2 separate regions of the Mus musculus genome follow, and region 2 is linked to region 1. The links are chromatin loops, found by intact Hi-C in ENCODE. Cell type or tissue: left cerebral cortex. All regions are shown on one strand. Each heading gives the region's core, and the rest is flanking DNA. Links, peaks and the distances in the headings are about the cores only.

The links. A loop is a pair of places that touch in the nucleus more often than their neighbours do. Peaks named below come from ENCODE experiments on the same cell type or tissue, not always from the same donor. Only the 100,000 strongest peaks of a DNase experiment are listed, where the experiment ranks them.
Region 2: a loop joins it to region 1, with 2.0 times the contacts of the local background. A loop is called at or near these places in 2 of 42 quality-filtered maps.

Annotation. Positions count from the first base shown.
Region 1 is chr1:18,587,176-18,591,577 of GRCm38, forward strand. No RefSeq gene overlaps it. Among named protein-coding and RNA genes, the nearest start is that of Defb41, 320 kb to the left of the region's middle. In left cerebral cortex, for the core only: no CTCF peak of the experiment used is centred there; a DNase peak (open chromatin) is centred at 2,456.
Region 2 is chr1:18,974,814-18,979,215 of GRCm38, forward strand. No RefSeq gene overlaps it. Among named protein-coding and RNA genes, the nearest start is that of Tfap2d, 130 kb to the right of the region's middle. In left cerebral cortex, for the core only: a CTCF peak has its summit at 2,108; DNase peaks (open chromatin) are centred at 2,109 and 2,319; H3K4me3 peaks cover 378 bases.

The DNA of each region.
Region 1 (4,402 bases), core at 196-4,195:
GACCATCTTCTAATACATATGCAGCTAGAGACACAAGCTCCAGGGAGTACTGGTTAGTTTATATTGTTGTTCCACCTATAGGGTTGGAGATCCCTTTAGCTCCTTGGATACTTTCTCTAGATCCTCCATTGGGGGCCCTGTGATCCATCCAATAGTTGACTGTGAGCATCCACTTCTGTGTTTGCTAGGCCCCGGTGTAGTCTCACAAGAGTCAGCTATATCAGGGTCCTTTCAGCAAAATCTTGCTAGTGTATGCAATGGTGTCTGAGTTTGACAGCTGACTATGGGATAGATCCCTGGATATGTTGGTAGTCTCTAGGTGGTCCATCCTTTTGTCTCAGCTCCAAACTGTGTCTCTGTAACTTCTTCCATGGGGATTTTGTTCCCAATTCTAAGAAGGGGCTGTACTTAGTAGTTATTTGATAAAACTTTGTAGTAATGATGATGCTGTCATCTCTTGAGTATCATCATCTTCAGAAATGAAAGTAGATAAAAATGCCACTTATTTAAAAAAAGAGAATTTCACATAAACATTTCCTCTTTAGAGGTCTGCAACCCTATAGGTGGAGCAACAATATGAACTAACAAGGACCCTCTGGAGCTCGTGTCTCTAGCTGCATACGTATCAGAAGATGGCCTAGTAGGCCATCAGTGGAAAGAGAGGCCCATTGGTCTTGCAAACTTTATATGCCTCAGTACAGGGGAACGCCAGTGCCAAGAAGTGGGAGTGAGGGGAGGGTATGGGAGTGGTGAGGAGGGTATGGGGGACTTTTGGGATAGTATTGGAAATGTAAATGAAGAAAATACCTAATTAAAATAAAATTTAAATTTAAAAAATTAGCATATGCATTCACTCCTATGGATTCCTATTCACAAAATCAGATGTGTTCTTCATCAGCCATAATCATTTCATTGAAAAAACATTAAATAGAAAAATGATATTGATTTTTCTTCAAAAGTGATTGACTTAGTTACTCTGTGACTTTCAAGGAAGATTATTAGTATAATCAATAAATCACCAACCTCACAAATGGAGAATGAGTCAGAGAATAGCTATCCAATCATATATTATGAAAAAAGATGGTTTTGCAACAGTTTTAACTATTCTGCAACAGATTGTGCCCTAAAGCTCTAAGTATCCTATATTCAAGAGGTTATTTCACTCTTTGTCTCCTATGTAAATATATAAATTGACAGACATATACACGGAACTTTAAAATCATTCTATATCATCCCTAGGTTTATGAAAACAGAGTTTTTGCTAAGGTTAGGTAATAGGAAGTCAGTAAAAAGCAAAAACCTGTCATGTTTTTATTATCATTTGAGAGAGTATAGCACATAAAAAGGCAGCTTTACGTGGGTGAGGAAGAGGCATAGGAAACAGTGCTGTTAGATTATGGAGATGGTGGTGGGACCAGATATTCTCACGTTTTACTTCAAGTCCTAACATTACACAAATTCTGTCCAGCAAAAGTGTAGGTAGCACTTAGCTTTTCTATCAGAAAACATCTAAGAGGAAAAAATAAGACCCACAACATTAAAAAAAAATCATTCTGGTAAAGTGACTTCTATCTGAAATGAAAATTCCCAGATACCATCACGTTATACAAGGGTTTGAGGGTATAGCTAACTAATTTTTAGTAGCCTAAACAAGCATTAGTTTCCTGCACAAGGTTTTGGCTATTTTTCTGAAATGGAGGGACAGAAACCCAGTCTATGTTATTCTTCTACTCCTAGGGGGTAACCTACTTGAAGAAGACATCTTTTTGAAAAGCTTTTTCTCTACACTCTGAGAATCCTCCTGTCTGTCTCTGTCATACCCAAAGGCTGCCAGCACCTTATGTCTTCCTCGAGAGCTTGAGAGGCCAGAGCTTGACTGTGCTATTTTGCTGGTGCTCGCATCTTATTCATTCCTGTCTCTTGTTATTAAATTATGTGCTCGACTATTCAGTAGAAATGATAATCATATCTATATTAAAGACATAATTGTGAAAGTTAAGTGATATTAATTTCAAAATTGTATCCAAAATGAGAGACAGAAAATCACACTTCTCCCAGTCCTTCTCTTAGGTTTTTATACATTGGAAAACTGGTGTGCTATACCCTCTGAAACAAAGCAACACATGACAAAAGAATCCTGGCATAGGATCAGCTATCTTTTATCATAGGATATCTTGAACAATGTTGGTTTCTTCAGTGGTTAACCTTTTTGTTATACCCCCATGAAGGTAGTTGCTAAAATTTAGTATGAACTTAAGTAAAATGAATGAAATGCAGATCACTTCATCTTTGCTCAGGGTTTTAGGTTTATTTCCACTGAAATCTCAGGAATGCTCTACTTGAACCAGCTGCTTTGTCATCCCAGATTAAACATGGGGATGTCTAACATGTTCTTCTCTGCATTGTTACCTTAGAAACTGCAGGGCTGTGGGTGTAAAGGAAGAGGGGGGAGGGAGAGAGCCCGTGTCCTGCCAGAGTTCTGGTGCTCTGGGCCGGTGGAAATGGGAGGACTGCCATGCTTTCCACGCACCTCAATTGGGCATCTGGCTGTGTGAAGCCACTGACCCCACACAGTGCGGGGTGGTGGACAAGGGGCAGCAACAGGTACCAGGTTCTCAGTCTCTGGCATCACATGCTGGATAACGCAGAGAAGCTGAGAACAGAATAGGGGCCCTGGTCGACACTCAACCCAGGAGGAGAAAGGTAGAGGGGTCAGAGGGAGAGGGGGCACTAGGTGGTTCCCACATAGGTGAGTGTCTTTAGTCCAGGCCTTGATGAACAGAGACAGACTATGGTTTTAGAGCTTTATTGTAGCAAGGCAGGGGAAAAGAGAGGAGAGAGAGAGAGAGAGAGAGAGAGAGAGAGAGAGAGAGAGAGAGCAGTCATAGCCAAGAGGAGAGAAGGGGAAAGGGAGAGAAATAGTGTTAGAGAGTAAGAAAGGTGAAGGCTTAGAGAAAGAAAGGTAAAAGCTTAGAGAGAGGATAAGGAAAGTAAAAGCTTAAGAGAGTGAGGAGGGGCCAAACAGCCCCCCTTATAGTAGGCTGCTATCTTGCTGTTGCTAGCTAACTGTGGAAGAGTCTAGTCAGAAGGCCAGAAGCTTGGGGCATTGTCTACGTGACTAATAGCCACATGCCTCTCTTGTGGGGCTGTGGGGTCAGTAACTTCGACAGGAGTCAGGAGTCCAGGAGACATGAGGGAATGCCTTCTACCCCATGTAGGTAGAAATTACCACCCATCGGGTCTCACAGGGTTCAAGACCTCAGCTTGACTGGAGACCAGGCTGTCTGTGCATAGCCTATTACCCCACAAGAAACCTCAATGACTGGCATACCAGAGAAAGTCTCATATTCTTGTGACTCTCCATCATAACTATTATTTAAATTTCTTCCTTTGTTATTTGAAGTAATGCCTGCCAAAATGTTAAGAAAGAAAAAGTTAATTTGGCCTTACAATTTGAGTAAGCCATGGTTAAAGGAGCATGAGACCAATACATTGTCTGCACACTCAGGGACAAGAAGAGATAAATTTTGGTACTCAGCTGACTACCTTCCCATTTCCTTTGTCTTCAGAGACTCCAGCTCATAAGACAGTAATGCCCAAACACAGGATAGACTGTCCTTCCTTAGATAAGCTTCTTTGGAAATGCCTTCACAGACATGGTGTGTCTCCTAGGTGACTCTAAATCCATTTATTTTGGCACTATTAACCATTACAGTTAAATGTTTGGATATCATCTCCTTCATTCTTAACCCCTGAAAGTATTTTGGCAGACAAATTATTACTTGGCAAATATATGGAGAAGTCTCTAAAAGAACAAACTTCCACTTAAAGAAGCAAAAGCCTCAAGGTTTTTGAGAAATGAAATAGAATTCATTAGGAGGGACCAAATTAGCTTGGTGGGAAATTATCCTTGGTGACAATGCTGAGCTGTCTCTGTCATCAGGAAAAAAAAATCCACATCTATTGCAATGAAGTCTAATAGTGACAGAGAACTTCTGAGACATTAAAAGAAGAAATAACAAAAATGTTAAAATCAAAGCAGAACATGAGCAAAGAAGTGGTAGGGTATCACGTAGACTTCAAAAACCAAAACAACAACCAAATATGTTATCTTCTAGGCAAGCATGAGCTATCAGTGTATGTGGGAAAGGTAAGAACCAACAGGCACCATTTCAATTTAGAATAGGATAAGTTTGTGTTTTAAGGGATCTAGGTTTTCTTTAGGGGATCAGATAGCTTTTTTGCCTCTTAAAATCTAAGAGCTTTGCTTCATACATACATACACACACACACACACACACACACACATATATATATATATATATATATATATATATATATATATATATATAGGCATACAGTTGAGCTACCTAGGTTATTCATCTTACATTTGAATTTATCA
Region 2 (4,402 bases), core at 267-4,266, 390 kb after region 1:
GGTCCTGAACTTGCTGACTTTAATTACCAGAACCTATAAATTGAGGTTTCTGAACACAACAACATCATAGTTTTTATGGGACAGAACTTTTAGTTCTGCCACACTCATCCCAAGGGAGTCAGAAGCTAGTTTCTGAAATAGAGATGGAGAAAAGTGGCTGACCACAGGGAATTAGAGATCAAGTAATGTTCTCACCCCTCCTCTCTGCCTAGCTTTCTTGGGATCAAAGGGATGATGGTGTCATGAGATGCCTGCATGTTGGTAACACTGCCCCAGGCACCAAATGCCATCACAACTCTTCATGTCCATTACAAACCTGAGGTCAAAAAACAGCAAAATGGAGGTGGGGGGGGGGGGGGGAGAAAGGACTGTAATTCAAAACTCCTGAGCACAGTACTCTCAAAGATGACTTCCAAACAGCTGTGGTGTGTCCATACCAGCTTAATGACTTGTGGACAGGGCACTAGCCCATCCCTTCACCAGAACTAGGAACACAGAGAGAAAGAAGTTGTTAAAAGGGATAAAGGGAAAATGTAAGAGAACATTGACGCTGTACCCATCACCAAAGCTCCGTCATTATCAGACTTTATGGAGATGCAGGTTATAAACTCTGAAGTGCTGTGCCACTGCTTGTTAAGCCCGAGCCATGCTGCCACCTTCTATCTCTCTTCTTCCAAAATCGGTTCTGTTTTCATTTTAAAATTCAAAAGTAAAATGATTAATTTACAATGCAAGGTTTTAAAGCCAGAGGAGAGAAAGACACAGAAATGCGTTTCCACTGATGCTCAGCTCCCTCCACAGACTGGGACTCTGGACATGCCTGTAATTCTTCTGAGCCCTGGCTTCTATGTGCTTGAGCATCTGTGCTAAGTCATTGCTGGAAACATATTCCAGATTGTGTGTTCTCATGACTCTGATAAGCAGCACAGATCGGCTGTTTTTCTCAGAGCCCTTTTCAAGTGACAAAGAAATCATTTGTTATTTAATTAATAATTAAGTGATAAAAGAAATAAAAATTTAATTTTATAAGCACATATCTGACTTCCTCAAGTCTAAAAAATATAAAAACATAACATTTCTGGGTAAAGAATACCATTGTTCTGCAGAAGACAAAGTAACAAAAGACTGAAAGAAATCCTAAGGAGGTAAGACAGCATAAAATGAAACTGGAACTCAGTGTTGGAATGACTAGTTCCGATGGATGAGAATAATTTAAAAAACATATTTTTGTTAACATTTATTGAATACATCTCCTGTCAATCATTATGGTGAGGACTTAGGACAGGTGTTTTTATTTCATCTGATGTGGCATGGCATTTTACAAGTTTTGACAATTAAACTTTCTATCCGTGTTACAAATTAGAAAGTGAGTGACTGCATTGAACTCCTAGCAACTGCATTAAGGCTCCTGTTGGCATATGCCCTTAATTCTCAGGGTATTGAACCCCATGTCAGGTGGAACCTCTGTCATGATACATGCTAGTGCTAGCTCTCTCTGGCCCCTGAAAGCTGCATTAGTGAATATGACTTGACACAAAATTAACAGTAATAAAATGTAGCATCAAAACAATACTCACATTCAAGTTTACAATGCTTGGCAAATTTTGGCACTTCATGGAGATTTATTAACAAGAGATGCTATTTTTTTTTATTAGTCATTTTCTCCCATGATTGAAATCGCAAGCTGAAAAGAAAGGCCATGCCTGGGACTTGGATAAATTCAATTTTACCTGTAAAAGGAATCCTCATCATGCGTGTGCCTACGGAACAATCAGGACTCACGAAAAGTCAAACCTTGAGATAAGGTATCTATCTCTCTGTGTTCAGCTTTCATCAGTCATAATATAAATGCACATGGCATTCTATCTATATTTAACCAAAACTTTTTGCTTTCTGGGCTATTTAGCTGCAGCACATTTAGGGGAAAAAAATTAAACAGAACTTAATGTACGCATGTTAAATACCCAGAAGCCCCTTCATTTTTGCTTTCTCTGGTGTTCCGTTATGGCTGGAAATGAGAGAAGGCGAGGTGTATTCACCTCCTAGAGAAAAAGAACACAATTTTCAAAAAAGGCCCCTTTCTTGTTTTACTAGTGCCCCCTCTAGTGGAAATTTTAGAGTAATACAAGCAAAAGGATTCTTTTAAAGACATTTGCGCACATTTTGTTTGCTTTCTTACATTTCCTTTTAAGAAACATTCTAAACACAATGATGTGAAATAAACAAACATAATAGTGCATAATAGATGTACAATGGCTTCAGCAGCGATTGTAATTAAACAGAGGAGTGATAACAGTCTGTGCTGTACTCAGAAAGGGAAAGGTTTTCAATAGCATGTGGCAGACAGACACGAAAACATATTTTGCCGGAACCCACTGTCACTCATTTCGCGGCTTGACTTTTTCTCTCCACAAGCCCATTTGGCCATTAGCCGAAGACTTTCTACCAGTCACATTCTTCCCATTTATTTTTAAAAAATTACCTCTTTCACTCTTTATTTTGTTACTATTCCATTATCAAGTACATAATTGTCTTCATCTCTAACTCCTACAATCCTTCCCCTGTGTGAAAACTACATCGGGTCCTCAAAACCAAGCCATATAAACTAACTCTGCCCATGATTTGTTAGCATTCCTTTTCTAATGGTTTGATAGCATTGTTTATTTTTTTCCTCCCATAAAATATGCGTGCTTGAACCCTAGAAATATAAAAAGAAGAAAAACTACCTGGCCCCAAATGAACATTCTTAACACTGCTTTATCGGATGCTTCCTGGAGACGTCGTGAGTTTGGTAGATGCTTCTTGTTCTATGGGGATCTCTGTCAACTTCTCGTCTTGTGCATTTAATGTGCTTCCCTGGTGATAGCCTAAGGGAGCTCTCACTAAACAATTAATGGGAGGCATCTCTTGGGAGCCTAATGGGTATTTAGCAGTAAGTTCAATTCCAGTGAATTGTATAATGTGATATTTTGACAATACATATGGAGAAGTTGCAGAAAAGTGAACTTTACTTTAAAAAGGAAAAAAAAATAAAAACACCACACACCTGCGGTTTTCGCCCTTTTGTTATTGTTTGGAGACAAAGAATAACTAAGATGTCATTTCCAGTGTTGTTGTGTGTGCCAGATTTTGCCATCTAGGCATAATAACTCCTGTTCAGTCTTACTAATGTTATGTGCAATTTTCAGTCTATTAGTGAACGTAAAATTTGCTGTGACATTTTGAATCCAAAGCCTCAAGCAACAAAAGGGGTAGGATGTGCAGGATGTCTGTACAATGTTAATAACAAATGATACGACCATATGAAACTAATATTAAGCAGAAAACACTGATTAGTGTTTTCTAGACCAAAGTCTCACTCTGATTTTAAAGTAGTTGTGTATCAAAGTTTTGGTTATATTTTTTAGGTGCTGCTTAAACCATTTCTTTTCTGTTTGCCAGATATAAAGATCATAGCATCATAGCGAGGTTGCTTTCTAAGTGTCATTTAGAGATTTCCTAATGGTAGTCTTATTTAAAGTGTGTGATATCAGCATCGTGTATTTGTTATTGGAATACGCTTTGCATCTGTAGCACACTCATAAACATAAACAAAGAGCTGATTTCTTAAAATAATTAGAAGTAGCTTTGATTCAAATCAATATAGCAAAGTAAATATGAATCACTTTACTCCAAAATAGATTTTAAGTAGTTTCTCATCTATTTTCACCCCTCCATCTGAAATGCTCAGAAAGTCTGTACAATGTTATAATCATGCAAATACTTGTATATGAATACACATACACCATATAGATACTATAGAATCATTTTAATACTTCTGAAGCTTACAAAAGTAATGGAAAGTGATCACTGTCTGCAAATTCCTATAGTTTAATTTGAATAAATTTCATTTCCAATTTTTCTTACTCTTTCAATGAAGTTTATACTCAGACATTTATTTCATGTCAATATCTTTTCTCAGAAATAAAAAATACATTGGCAAAAAATGAACTGTGACATGATCTGATTTGGAGCTCACTAATTTAAAAGCAACCCTCCCAAATGAAAGAGAAACATCACTTTGGCTGTTCTAATAATTTCTAGCTCAAAATGATTTACAAGAGTGCTATAGCTTCTTTAAGGAAGTGAACACAAATTCAACAAATACCCTCTCTATCAGAATTTATAAAGTTTTAGTCACTCTCCTCGAAAAAGACACTTTCCCACGGAGACCACATGGCATTAACAGTCTCACATAAATGACCATAAAAACGTTACATCGTTTTTCTCACTCCTCTTTCACATCCTTGGGGCAAGCAACGGCTAGTTCCCTATGCCAGGCAGGCTCCTTTTGCTCTGCTCTCAGAGAATGTGCCTGTCTGAATTATCACTGAACTTACGCTGCAAATTCATATGTTGTGGG